Regions from separate parts of the Homo sapiens genome. Here region 1 is linked to region 2. A link is a loop called in an ENCODE intact Hi-C map of the cell type or tissue named here. Cell type or tissue: PC-3. All regions are shown on one strand.

Region 1 (2,500 bases), 75 kb after region 2:
TTTAATTCAAGAGTCTATGTAGCTTTGCTAATTCAGGTTGAGCTTAGGTGATCTTGGCTGGGCTTGCCAAGCCAAGTGGACACAGAGTCCACTGGCCATTGGCTCATCTAGAATGGCCCTGGCTGGGATTATCTTATTTTTTTCTACTGTTCTGTCCTTTGCAAAATTTCTCTACTATCTATATATTATTTTAAAATGGGAAAATATGTGATGAGTATATTTTCGGGAAAAAAATTACACTGTCTTAGGTGGCCATTCTTCTCCTTGTGAGCCAGGCACTGCTCTAATTTTGCCAGAAGACTGAAGAGATGTCAGAAAAGAACTGTTTGAACCATCAGGCCAAGCTGCCTCTGAAAGGACTTTGGAATATGTTGTTGTTGGAAGAAAGAAAACAGAGGGAAAATCAAGCCTGGTGGTACATGAGAAGAGGCATGTAATGAAAGCTGATGTTAGACCTATTTTTAGAAGAGTTCATGGCTCTCAAGAAAACGGAGTCAATGGTGACATTTTACTGAGAATGATAACAAAACCAGCATGACAGGAACCTGGAGAGAAGACTACTGGAACTTTTAGGCCCTCCAGAAAACCGTATGGCAGACCCAGAGCATAATACATTGTAGCAGTTGTAATTGTGATGCAATGTGGCAGTTACAATGTGATATCTTGGGCTCCCTCACAGGGTCACAAGTGGAGTGGGGTTGTTTACAGCTTTGTCACACACTCCCTTTTAGAGGCAGTTGGGTTAGGCCAGGCAAAAGGAGAAAGAAGTCTAGGTCCCTCTAGGAAACTAGATGCAACCTCAGCTCTCCACCTAACTGGAATCCCTTTTAGTTCCTAGAACCAATTTCCAGTTCACTGGGCCTGTTACATCTTTGACATCTTTGACTACTTGGCCTGACAACTCCCCTGCTCTACTATTTCTTCTCTCCTCAAATCCCTTCTTCAGCCCTCAGTCTTGTCTTCCTCCTGCGGCCCCTCATCCCACACTCAGGGGTCATGGGACCGAGCCGTGGGCTTTTGCCTTTATCTTACTACCACCTGCTGGGGCTCAGAACTTAGAAGCATCAATCCATTTTTAGAAGTGCCCTCTGCTGGTTGTTGACAACTCAACCTAAAAATTAAAGCCTAGACAGAGTTTCAGTTTGTTTAATAGAAAAGTGGGGTGGAGGCACTAGCAGATAGGATAAAACACAGAAGAATATGTTGCTATTATAAAAGCTTTTAAATTCCGCTGAATTGTGTTTGGTGTACTGTGGCATGCAGTAAAGCAGTGGTTCTCCATCAGGGGAGATTTTTCCATTCCAGAGAACATTTGACAATATCTAGAGACATTTTTGGTTGTTACAGCTGGTAACTGAGAGGCAGGGATGGTGCCACTGGCATCTGGTGGGTAGAGGCAAAGGATGCGGCCCAACGTCCTACAATGCATAAGGGATCCCCCCACCCCCAATAAAGAATCATCTGACTCCATTAGAGTGGTCCTGACTTAAATAGGCCAGAGAAAGCTGAAATTAGACTAATGTAATTTTGGGGTTTGGCCGGGCACAGTGGCTGCTCGGGAGGCTGAGGCAGGAGGATCACTTAAGGCCAGGAGTTTGAGGCTGCAGAGAGCATTTGTCATGCCACTGCATTCCAGCCTTGGTGACAGAGTGAGACCTTGTCTCAGGAGAAAAAAAAAAAAAGTTTTGAGGTTCGAAGCAATTAGAGATTAGTTGAGGGCTTTTCAGCTTTGGTTGCCCATGAGATGACCTGGGAAGCTTTAAAATACTGATGCTTGGGTCCGATCTCTAGAGAGTTTGATTTAATTTAATTTCTGGCTTGAGGTGTGGCCTGGGCATCAGGATTTTTAAATCTGCCCAGGTGAATTCAAGATACAGCCAAAGCCGGGAAAAATTGATGTAGTTCAACCCTCATTTTTTGGATGAGGAATGAGGTTCTGGAGGATATGGTCTCACAGCTGCAGAGTGGCAGAGCTGGAACTAGTATATGGTCTCTTGGAGAAAAGAAGATACGTGGCCCTTGCTTGACTGTACACCACACTTCCAAAGCAAAAACTGTGACGATATCTTCTTATGACTTTTTGATAAAAACTCTAAAGCTTTTTTTATATTCTATTGTTTCTTTAAATAATATTTTCAATAATTTTTTTTTCTAAAAAATGACACCTGCCAAAAATTCAAGCTTAGGGAAATGCAAATTAAAACCACAAGATATTACTACACACTTGTTAGTATAACTAAATAAAAATAATAACTGGGAATATTAAGCGATGATGAGGATGCAGAGCAAGTGGAAATCTCATACATTGCTAATGGGAATGCAAAATAGTACAGCCCCTTTGGAAGACAATCTGGTAGTGTCTTATAAAATTAACCATACCCTTACCACGTGAACCAGCAGTCTCACTCCTGAGTATTTTTTCAAGAGAAATAAAAACATATTCACATGAAAACCTGTACACAAATGTTTATAGTGTCTTAATTTGTAATCACAAAAATGA
Region 2 (2,500 bases):
GAAAATGAAAAACAAAAGAAGAAAGGCAACCTAAGCAGTTGTACCTCAGGAGAAAGTGTTTGAAGAGAAGTCTGTTCTGCTTGTTAATTTGGAAGAAAGGGAAGGAAAAGGGGGTGGAAGGCATAATTTTATACATAAGTAGTAAGAATAAAGGGATCTAACCTTAACAAGTCTTCAGTTTTAAGGAACTCAGGAAGAGATAAAGGAGAGAAGTTAATAGAGTATGGCAAGCAGTTTCCTGAATGTATTTGAATAAGTGTAAAAGTAAGGCCATGAAAAGGCCGTTTCATGTCAGATAGACTGTGTTGTTCTGTGACAGATTCAATAAATATGAGCGTCATCCACTTAACCCTTGGAATTAACTCTACATCTTCTAGAACTGATTAAGATTTTTTTTTTTTTGCATATACTCAATAAAGATGATGTCCTCCTGCTGCTGCTTTAATGATAAAGGGAAAGTTTCATTTTTTTTTTTTTTTACTAGATTCACTTAAGAAGATTTGAATCTGATAGTCTCATTCTGATAGTCTCAACTATTACAGTTGCTCTAATTAACTGTTAGTTTAACCCTCTACAGTTAGTTGATACAATGATTACTCTTATAAGACCTGTATTCTGTTTTATTGTTGCTTGAACTTTGGATTTTGATATTATGAGTGTATGTTTCTGGTTTTTTTTTTCCTCCTCTCTTTTGTTGGCTTTCCATTTTCTGGTTTGTACAATTATTAATTTGTGTTTACAGGGTGGATGCGTAGACTCGACCAACCAAAGCCTGGCGCTACTACTCATGACCCTTGGACAGCAGGATGTTTCCAAAGTCCTGCTAGGCCCTCTCTCTCCCTACACGTAAGTTATTCTTTTTCAACCTCGTTATTCTGTCCAGTGTAATTTTCTCATTGCCCAAAATGACAAAGGGTGTTGTGCTGCACAGAGCCTGCACTATGAACACCTGCTTGTGTTTATCCTCAAATCAGCCAGCAGTTGTCACTCTTAACCTGGTGTTTATTTTTACATACAAGGATTTTTGCATTTCTTTCCTTCCTTAATCCCAGGTAACTGAAATTGCATGATCTCTATTGGGCAGTTATTTTGTTCGTGCTTTAGATTTTGTTTCCAGGTTAGAGGTAAACTCCTGGTTTGGTGTAGCTTGGATTTTATTACTAGTTTTTTTTTAATCATTCTTTTCCTTAGCTGTCTAACTTGCTGTGGGAAAACAGGCTTTTTGTCTAAGATGATAGGATATGAGCTCACTGGGAAAGATGACAAAAGACAGAGTTTGTATTAATGCTACTGGACTAGTAGGGAATTGTAGAAGTGAGTTTGGATTGTTGAATGTTAGCAGAAGTTGACTGCTGTGGTGTAAAAGCAAGCACTCTTCAAAAAGAACAGTGTCAGAAGACTTGAATTATAAATGACACTGTGAAAGAAGCATTTCCTATTGATAGTAAATGAGGTTGCGGAAAACAGCCTATTTGAGTACTGACATTGTGTGTGTGTGTTTTCACGTGCTTGCATACTTGGAGATCATCATATGGCCCATCTGAGGTTGGTGAGCTGGGTGGCAGGGAATATTCAGGTAGATATGAGACTGAACTGTCCTTTTTCGGTTATCATGGTACCGATGCTGTATATCTGAAAGGTACAGTACTGTGATAACTGAAGAATGGTGGTGCCATCACATTGAGAAAGGGTTGAGGACTGCGGTGGGGCTATGCACCCTTGGGCCATGGCGTTGGGGGCATGAAAACCAGGAGCTTGAAATAAATTCTTATGGAGGCTTTTTTTTTTCTTTTTTTTTTTTTTTTTGGAATTCGTGGTGGGAGGTTTTTTTAGAACAGGAAAATGGAAGAGAATACATTCTGTTAGCAGAGAGGGAAGACTGATAAGCAGGAAACTGGTAAGGACCACATTATCTCCTGATAGCTTGTGTAAAAGTATTTCGTAGGACAGGATACCTAAAATTGAGTAATCCTAAATGGCGTGGTAACATCAGTAGTAAACAATGCTAAAATAGACTTGGTAGTTAAGTACTTGGAGAGGAGATGAGGGCTGGAAGAATGGCACCCTAGGTACAGAGACTCGCTTCCTGTAGAGAGCTCACTGGAGGCGGCTGCCAGCTGTGTGGCCACTGTGGCCCCACCGGCTTTGTAGCTGGGCTCGTAGCTGCCGTTTCCCAGCCCTTGCTTCAGGCCTGGGGAAGTCCTGCTTGCACACACGGTATGAGGTATGGGGTGTTGTCTTGAATGTGTGTGGTCCTGGGGCATGGGGTTTGGCAGAACATTCTGTGAAAATGGAATACATATATGTTTTTTTTCGTGACACTTTTTTTCTTTTGCTTTTGGAGATTTTTCAATTTGGCTCCAGGACCTGTATGATGTTTTCAAGCTTTGCAGAGATGCTCAAGATATGACTGGACATTTTTGAAAGTTCCTGTGTCCTCTTCAACACATCTTCTCACCAAACATTAATTGTAGTGTCTTTTCTTCCAGAAAACTTGCAT

Evidence for each region. Peaks named below come from ENCODE experiments on the same cell type or tissue, not always from the same donor. Only the 100,000 strongest peaks of a DNase experiment are listed, where the experiment ranks them.
Region 1: it touches region 2 in a loop (8-fold over the local background); 4 of 110 quality-filtered maps call a loop at or near these places.

Annotation. Positions count from the first base shown.
Region 1 is chr9:4,923,329-4,925,828 of GRCh38, forward strand. No RefSeq gene overlaps it. Among named protein-coding and RNA genes, the nearest start is that of JAK2, 61 kb to the right of the region's middle. RefSeq lists enhancers at 830-989, 1,010-1,069. In PC-3, a CTCF peak has its summit at 1,076 (motif pointing left); no DNase peak of the experiment used is centred here; H3K27ac peaks cover 967 bases.
Region 2 is chr9:4,848,705-4,851,204 of GRCh38, forward strand. RCL1 (RNA terminal phosphate cyclase like 1) reads left to right here. Exons shown (of 9, transcript NM_005772.5): 8 at 743-846. MIR101-2 (microRNA 101-2) reads left to right here and starts at 1,593; the gene lies at 1,593-1,671. It overlaps LOC124902113 (a long non-coding RNA gene), which reads left to right and starts at 1,663. Exons shown (of 2, transcript XR_007061402.1): 1 at 1,663-2,500. In PC-3, CTCF peaks have their summits at 999 and 1,200; no DNase peak of the experiment used is centred here.